Linked DNA regions of Homo sapiens: all the other regions are linked to region 2. Evidence: chromatin contacts called from ENCODE Hi-C data. All regions are on one chromosome and are shown on one strand. The core of a region is the stretch at or near the end of the contact, and the rest is flanking DNA. Distances in the headings are between cores, read along the strand shown. Region 1 overlaps DAP (death associated protein). Region 2 overlaps CTNND2 (catenin delta 2). Region 3 holds the start of CTNND2 (catenin delta 2).

Region 1 (2,700 bases), core at 189-2,688, 690 kb after region 2:
GAAGTGTTATGCTTTAGAAGACAAAAAGCAATTTCTAGACTGTCTTTACATAGGAAACTAATTCATTACTTATTGCCACTAAACATGAGCTTGTCAGTGGAGGCCTATTCCAAGCACAGTGAATACATTATTTTCTTTAAACTCCCTATTCTACAAAGTAGGAATCATTCCCATCTTACAGATGGACACTGAGGCTTTGAGAGGCTGCTCATCTGAACTGAGATTCAACCCCAGAACCATCTATTTCCTAAGCCCAAGCCCTCAAACGTGCCATGACACTGCTTTTGTCTGTGGTTCTGAATCGCCTATGACTCCTGTGGAGATGGCAGCAGAATGTCTGGGATTTCTACACCAGGCTGAAGCCTCCCCCCCGCCACACCCCCTATTCCCTGGCTCACTTTCAGGAAGTGGTGCCTGGGCTGTGCCCCTCAGATGTGGTCGCTTCTGTATATGTGATGAATTTTGAGACTCTCAGTGGCCCAGGACCATCACTACGTATTAAATCCATAAGATGTGAGAAGGGTAATTAACACTTCCTGTTGTTATTTCCCCTTCTTTGCATCCAGGGAAAGGGGTACAATAGGGAAGAGCAGGAGGAGGGGGAGGGAAGATCCACACGCCAGAAACTGAAGTGGTCTGGAATGGGAAGAGTGCTGGGCACACAGGAGCTTTCTGGAGCTGTGTCTAGAGGGAAAATGAAGGTTCCCTCCTGTTTAAACCAGACTCCCAGTCTGTGGCTTTCACACTACATGCAGAGTGTGGAACACGTCATCTACTGATGAGCCCTATTCACCCAACACACTCAGAACTTGGGGGTTTAGCCTTTCCTAACTAAAAAAAAAAAAAAATCTCTGTGAAGTTTTGACATCTGGATCAACAATTAGCCAAATATCTGTGGGTGGAATGCTACCTGGAGAGAAATATTTCAGAACCCCCAAATGAGAGCATCCTTCCCACACAGACCCAGACCTGGCCCAGACCCAGAAGAACAGGTTGAGATGAAGTTTTGTCCTGAAATCACAGTGTCCTGGAAGCAGTAGTTCTGAGGAAGGGGCAGATTGCCGTCCCAGCCTCTTCACTGAAGGATTTGAAGGCTGATTCCAGTTGTATGAAAACAGCATCTCACTGCAAAGAAGGTGCTGTTAGACCAATGTGAACATGAGCTCAAGCATTCTCACCTAGAAAAGCACCTCTGGTTGTGCCCTTTTGAAAAATGTTATAAATTTCTTATGCCAAATTTAGAAGGAATTAGGTTCCAGATTATTTTCTCTCGGGTTTAGAATTGTGTTTACGACACTGAAGTTGAGTTTTATATGCCTTTGGTCAGACTCGTGACAATTAGCCACTCCTGGGGAGAAGGGGCACCCTCGTGCCCAGGTGCCAGCAGCCCTCGCCCGCAGTGCCTGGCCGGCTTCCATTTCTCCTTGAGGTGGCTGAGCTGGCCGGAGCGTTCGCGGGCTGAGAGGACCAGCAGTGCCATCTTGTGGAAATGTTGTCAGTGCTGAAGCCAGGCTGAAGGAGGGAGACAGCCTCGACTGTCACACTCTGAAGAATGATGTTATCCAGAAATGTCTGGGTGCAATCGAGTGAGACGTTTCCCTCTGCTCACCAGCCATGCTAATTATTATTTTGCTGTCCAGAAAATTAATAGCCCAAATAAATTAAGACCAAGCCAAGAAGGTATTTCAAGAACTAAAAATGGCAGGAACGGATTTGTTTTCCATCGACTTACTGGGAAATGTTTAAAAAGTCACCCCAGCTGGGAATATATTTTCTGTAAACTCTGGAAGCACAAAGCTATGGATTCTGAGCAGAGTCAAAACAAGAGTTTTGGAATTTGCTTCTAGGCTGCCCTGCAGGCTCTGTGCTTTCCTGAGGAGACTGCTTTTCCCGGTCAATGAGCGCATGTGCTGGGCCACAACCTATGTCACCCCCTTCATCAGTGCATGAGAAGAGCCCCCAGCCCCATTCACTTTGTATGGGCAGAAGCTGATCGAGGGTACCCTGTCCTCCCACTGCAGTGCTCTAGTGTCGTGTCCTCTCTGTTACACAAGTGCTAAGCACACACTGTGACTACCTTTCATCAGCACACAGTGGGTGAGGCCCAAGGGCCTCTTCTTCTGCACTGACAGAGGGTTTGATTTGAGGTGCGGCCCAGTTCTCAAGGTCATTACCCTGGAAAAGCAGTCTCTTTGCCCACCCTCCTCAGGAAAGCACAGAGCCCGCCAGGCAGCCTAGAAGCAAATTTGGAAACTGTGTTTCGACCCTGTTTAGAATCTGTTGCTTTCTGCTGTGTGTATGTGCGTGTGTGTGTGTGTGTGTGTGTATGCACATATATAGAGTCACCTAAGAAGGTAGGGTCTGTTGCTGTCCAGTTTTATAGACAAGGAAACTAAGCCTCAGAAAAGTCAACCACCAGCTCACCAGCTTGTCCCTGGCAGAGTCAGGATTTGAACCCGGATCATCCAACACTCTAGCCCACACTCATGGTGTCCATTTGCCACGGTCCCTCCTTTGCGTGGTTCTGAATCGTCTCTGGCCCTGTCGGCTGCCTCGAATCTGTTAAATGGTTTGAAGCCTCCCCTGCATTTTGTTCCCGAGACTGAGGAACAGAGTCGTCTGAGATGGTGGAGATCTCAGACGACCCGACTGAAGAGCACAGCCCTTGCGCTTCCTCCCGGGCTCCACCCCCAGGACCCC
Region 2 (2,700 bases), core at 83-2,582:
TAAAGGGAGCTAGAGAGAGAAAGATGCTGAAAGATTGGGAGCCCAGTATTAAAATCTAGAAAAGGGAGGCTTTTTTAGCATTCTCATTTCCAATTGCTCTAATTCCTCTAGATTTTTTTTTAATGCTGAAAAGACGAAGCGAATTCATTCTGACTTAGTATTTTTCCCTCCGTTTAACTTTTCATTGTCCAAAAAGAAGAATCCACGCGACAATAGCAACAGAATAAACTGTAAGAAGTATGTTTATTCTTGATGTTCTCCAGATAAGTATGTAACTCGGCCAATCTCAGAGGTAGAAAGTGTATCTAATGAAATGACCTGGGGCAAGGGTGGGGAGTGGGGGACAGAAAAAGATTTACTGCCCGAATTTCTCATTAAAACAAACAGATTGTGATTGCGACCAGGGAGATCATGATTGCCCTGTCGGGGTGGGGCTTTAAAAATCTTTATGTGACTAATGCGATGCTTCTGCTATTTCCGAAATAACATCTACATGTAAGCAAACACAGGTCTCATTTGTCAAACGTGACTTCCCTCCAGTAGTCAGCTGGCCTGTGCCAGTGTCAGGACAAGAAATCCGCCCCAGGAGAGTTCGGGGCGCAGGTTCGCGTACTGCCCCGAGCGCAGCTGGGATCGCAGAGCCGCCGGGCGCCCGCGGCATCCCCGGTGTGCCTCTGCTCTCGGGGCCGGGCTGGGCCGGGTGGGCCGTGTGCTTCTCCCTCGCTAAGTGCGCGTGTTCTCTCCTCTCCCGGGCACAGGGCACGACCAGCCGCGCCGGCCACCTGGCGGGGCCCGAGCCCGCGCCGCCGCCGCCGCCGCCGCCGCGGGAGCCGTTCGCGCCCAGCCTGGGCAGCGCCTTCCACCTGCCCGACGCGCCGCCCGCCGCCGCCGCCGCCGCGCTCTACTACTCCAGCTCCACGCTGCCCGCGCCGCCGCGCGGGGGCTCCCCGCTGGCCGCGCCCCAGGGCGGTTCGCCCACCAAGCTGCAGCGCGGCGGCTCGGCCCCCGAGGGCGCCACCTACGCCGCGCCGCGCGGCTCCTCGCCCAAGCAGTCGCCCAGCCGCCTGGCCAAGTCCTACAGCACCAGCTCGCCCATCAACATCGTCGTGTCCTCGGCCGGCCTGTCCCCGATCCGCGTGACCTCGCCCCCCACCGTGCAGTCCACCATCTCCTCCTCGCCCATCCACCAGCTGAGCTCCACCATCGGCACGTACGCCACCCTGTCGCCCACCAAGCGCCTGGTCCACGCGTCCGAGCAGTACAGCAAGCACTCGCAGGAGCTGTATGCCACGGCCACCCTCCAGAGGCCGGGCAGCCTGGCAGGTAAAGGCTCGCTGCCACCTGGCGCGACTCACCTGGGCGCGTGGCGGGGACGCGGAAGCAGCAGCCCGGCTTGAGCAGAAGCGAAGCCGGGCGCGCTGTCTGCCAGGTTGTAGTAGTTGCAGGAGACAGAGAACGCCAGGGCTTTCCTGGAACAAGTCAGTATCTTCCCTACAGTTTGTCAGTGACTTCTTTTCCGGAGTAATGTGGTGTCTCAATCTCTAACACCTATATCACTCTCTTCTCTCCTCTCTTCTCTCTCTGCCCTCTCCCCAGCCTAAAGACTAACTCATAAAAGTAAGACACATTTAGGAAAGCATCCCATAGACCTGTTGATGGTATCCAGAAAAAAAGCAAAACAAGTAACAGTTGCAGTATTGACAGGGTCACCTTTAGTTGTCTACATTTCATTGTGGAAAAAGTAAGGGATTTTCTCAAATTAGACGTTCAGCTTACATAGTTTTCAATAGTAGTGGGGAAATAATTAATAATGAATTGCCTTGAATTATTACCCTTTTGTTTTGGCTTGAATTTATTTACATCTTTGCTAAATTAGTTATTGGGAAAACTAAAGGACTCTCCCATACCTGTCATTGGATGTACTTGGGTCCTAACATTTGCGACAAAGTTAGCAATGATGAAGTCCCTTAAATTTGTACCTGCTTTATTACAGGGAGGGAGGGGCTGGGCTTGGGGAGAGAAACCTGCTTTCCTCTCCCAGTTTAGAGGAGGTGACATTTCTGTGGTCGTTATGCCCGTCAGCGACCAGGCTGCGCTGGTGCCTCTCTGCTGTTAGCACCATATGCTCAGCTTAAACAAGACACCATGATTGAAAGACTAATGTTTTGTCTTCTGAAACACCTGACAACTAACCCGGATTTATTGTGAATTTTTTTTCCCTTACAGAAGGATTTGGTAATTGTGTCACTCTAGTAACAGATGCTGTGCTCATATGCTTCCTTTCTTGACACAAATAGATGACTGTGAAGATAAATAGGATTTAAAAAAGGAGCTTGTTGCATGCATGAGGCAGGTGGCCAAGGGCTTCTTTAATTCAGCACAGTAATTGCCAGTGTGGACTGGCCTGGCCTAACAGGATGCAGGCTAGGGTGCCACTGCCCACAAAATTATGCTAGCTACGTTTACTGAAATGAAAATATTCTCTCACTCACTGCCTCTCTCTCAAATAGAATTTTTGAGGTAGACAATTATTAGTGCCAACCCAGTATGAGTACCTAAATCTTCATGCTGTAGGGACTCAGGAGTAGCGATCTGCTTAGAAAAGGGGGCGAGTGAACATGTACTGAAACTTCATGTAAATGCTTTTGTAAAATAAGTTACCAGATCATGTCAAGAAGGGGGAGATGGGTGGAGTTCTTA
Region 3 (2,700 bases), core at 85-2,584, 520 kb before region 2:
TCCATTTATATTTCAACTTACTCCCAAGTATAATAAAGAATAGACTTGAATATTCAAATCATTTAAGTTTGTTGGATAATCTCTTTCAACACAAAATAGAAGCACAATGTTACTGAGAATCGTAAGCACCAAATCCCTTTTATTACAATTTCCTGCATTCTGTCATGCTTATTTGTGTTTCAGAAACAAGCTCTGCGGGGGTGGGGGGGGTGGGGGGGGTGGAGGAGATCACAACCTCAGACAGTCTGCGGTGTTCAGGGTCATGCCCGTGGCATAATTAGGAGGAACATTCGACCTGGCCCCTGGGCAGGCTGTGCCCTGCTTGGCTTGGCTTGTGAATGCAGCAGACGTGAGCCCCGTCCTGACTGCTGCTGAATCAGAGGGACAGGGGCGAAGGCCCAGAGGCCTTCCTTGGCACATGTTTTGGGTTTCGTTTTTCAACAAGACTTTGAATACGGTGATTCCACTTGCTGTATTTCACAGCAGGCTACGCATGGGGAAGTCCCGATGGGGTCAAGGAGCAGTCAAGCCAGGAGGTGATATGGAAAACTGATTTGAACGTGAAGAAGGCAATGCGAGATGCACTGGAAGACTGTGGGGAAGGATCAGGGGAGTGGTTCACTTTGAAATAAGGAAGAAAAGGAGGAAGAGAAGGTGGCAGAGATGCAGCAGAAGATACCAAGAGAGGAGGACAAGGTGGCACAAGAAGGGGAGGAGAGAGAACTTAATCTGCTCAAGTTCCAGACTGGGCAAGGGTCTTTCTTGCAGGAAGTTTACAGACATTCCAGTTTCAAATCTGAAGTGATTTTGCCTAAGGAGAAACCCTCACTACCCGCCAAAAACATGCCATCTGAACAGGGAAGGTGATGGCAAGATTGGGCAGGTGCTGTGGAGAAGACCTCTGCTGGACTTCGTGCCTCCTTAGCTCTGGAATCACAGGATCTGCAAGAGCATCTACCTGCGCTCACCAGCACGTTCCGCCAGCCTCCCTCCCCCAACCCACCTGGCCACTCTAGGACCCCTCGCACCCTGGTCCTTTGTTGCAGGCTGACATCTGCCCCACCAGAGTCAACTGTCAGCGCCTTGCACGTGAATTAGGGAAGCGGAGTAACCTGGGGTTCCATCCCTTCCCGGGTCCCTTCCAGCTTTCGCCTAGCTCCGGAGCATCCACCCATCTCAGGTCCAGGGCGTGCGTTCCCAAGGATGCTCGGCCCTCTCCCAACCCGCGGCCTCCTCCCCTCTCTCCCGCGGCTGCCGCTGCTGCCGCGAAAACCAGGAGAAGTGGAACGCGCGCGGCGAAGCGCCGCTCTCGCGGCGGCACTGGGCATGCTCCGCACCCGGGGCCGGTTTCGGCGGCGGGGCGGACGCTCCCTCACTAGCCGGGCGCCCGGGCCGGCCGCCGAGGTTTAGGTGGAGGCTGAGGCTGCCGCGCGCCGCGGGAGGAGCCTCGCCCTCGGCGGCTGAGGCGGCGGCGGCACAGGTGGCGCGGGCCGCGCGCGGGGCGCAGCTCGGGAGCGCTCGGCGCCGGGCGCCGCGGCGGCCCCAGGCTCGCGCCCGCGGCGACAGCCGGCTGAGCGGAGCTGCGGGCGCGGCGGCTGCTCTCTCAGCCCGGCCGGCTGGCGGCGGCGCCCGGAGCCCCGAGGAGCCCGCAGGAGCCCGTGGAGCCCGCGGAGCCGGGCAGGGGGCGCTGCGCTCGCCGAGCTCGGAGGGGCCGCCGGGCCGGGCGCTGCGCACTCGCGTCGGGAGCCGCCTCTCGCCCGCGGCGCTCGCCCCTGCCGCCCGCCAGCATCCCTTGTCCCGCGGCCGCGCTCAGACAACAAAAGCGGAAGATGCTGCAGTTGGGCAAGGTCAGGACCTTGCCCTGAAGCCGGGCGGCGCCGCGCACGCCTCTTCCCGGACTGAGGAGCTGTCGCCGGCGGAGGGTGCATGTTTGCGAGGAAGCCGCCGGGCGCCGCGCCTTTGGGTGAGTTGCGGGGCTGGGCGGCCGGGGCCGGGCGCAGCCTCCTCCCGGCGCCGTCCTCCTCCTCTTGCCGCTGGTGGGGGTGGTCCTGGGCTCCCGGCCGGCAGGCGGCGGCGGCGGCTGCTGCGGGGTTTCTGCCTGCCTCGGGGAGGACCGCGATCGCGCCAGGTCCCCCTCGGAAGCCGCTGTGCCTGGAAGGGGGTCCGGGGTTAGTGCCTTTCTTGGAGCGGTTACCAAGTGGCTGCCCTGCGTGCTCCCCCTCCCTGCCACCCATCTCCCCGGGAGGAAGCGTATTTAGGGCAACACCGACAATGCTGCTCCCCGCCACCCTGAGAACATACTCGGTGCATTCATGACGTCCCTAATATACGGGAGGAGACGGGGTGGGGGTGGGGAGGACTTCCCTCCAGTCTTTTGCCCTTATGTTCAATGTCATTACGATGTTTGGCTAGAACAAAATGGAAAGACTTAGTCATATGCGTCCATGGCCGTGTCTTCAGGCTCCCGCGGCTTGCCAGACCCTGAGCCCCCTTGGTCTATATTTAGCGGCTTCCCAGCAAGCCTTTGCAGCCGGCTTCACAGGTTTCGGGGGCTTCTGCGTGCTGACAATAGACAGCCAGGCTCCAGAAAGCGCCGCCTGAAAGCCAGGTTTGGAAGGCTGTGCGTGTGTATGGGAGATGAGCGATGCAAAATTGGGGTGATCCGTAATTAATGGCTGAAAGCGAAGCTGCTTTTTTCTT

Evidence for each region. Hi-C counts contacts between places; a loop is a spot of excess contacts on that map. Pooled maps may share reads with other maps.
Region 1: a loop to region 2 is called in a pooled map, with 3 times the contacts of the local background. The contact joins two enhancer-like sites. A Hi-C loop is called at or near these places in 5 of 50 pooled maps.
Region 3: a loop to region 2 is called in a map of dorsolateral prefrontal cortex, with 13 times the contacts of the local background. The contact joins the promoter of CTNND2 here to the enhancer-like site in region 2. A Hi-C loop is called at or near these places in 3 of 168 maps with a recorded cell type or tissue (dorsolateral prefrontal cortex and posterior cingulate gyrus) and 4 of 50 pooled maps.

Annotation. Positions count from the first base shown.
Region 1 is chr5:10,694,014-10,696,713 of GRCh38, reverse strand. All of the region lies in intron 2 of DAP (death associated protein), which reads left to right. Among named protein-coding and RNA genes, the nearest start is that of DAP-DT, 66 kb to the left of the region's middle. RefSeq lists a silencer at 1,367-1,426. Within about 2 kb of position 1,438, at least 4 of the 41 ENCODE cell types and tissues checked have a DNase peak (open chromatin) inside an H3K27ac peak, as active enhancers do.
Region 2 is chr5:11,383,288-11,385,987 of GRCh38, reverse strand. CTNND2 (catenin delta 2) reads left to right here. Exons shown (of 22, transcript NM_001332.4): 7 at 759-1,323. Among named protein-coding and RNA genes, the nearest start is that of CTNND2, 520 kb to the left of the region's middle. RefSeq lists an enhancer at 1-306. Within about 2 kb of position 1,332, at least 5 of the 41 ENCODE cell types and tissues checked have a DNase peak (open chromatin) inside an H3K27ac peak, as active enhancers do; they include dorsolateral prefrontal cortex, where a contact is called at or near this core.
Region 3 is chr5:11,903,080-11,905,779 of GRCh38, reverse strand. It overlaps CTNND2 (catenin delta 2), which reads left to right and starts at 1,334. Exons shown (of 22, transcript NM_001332.4): 1 at 1,334-1,963. The coding sequence starts at 1,927.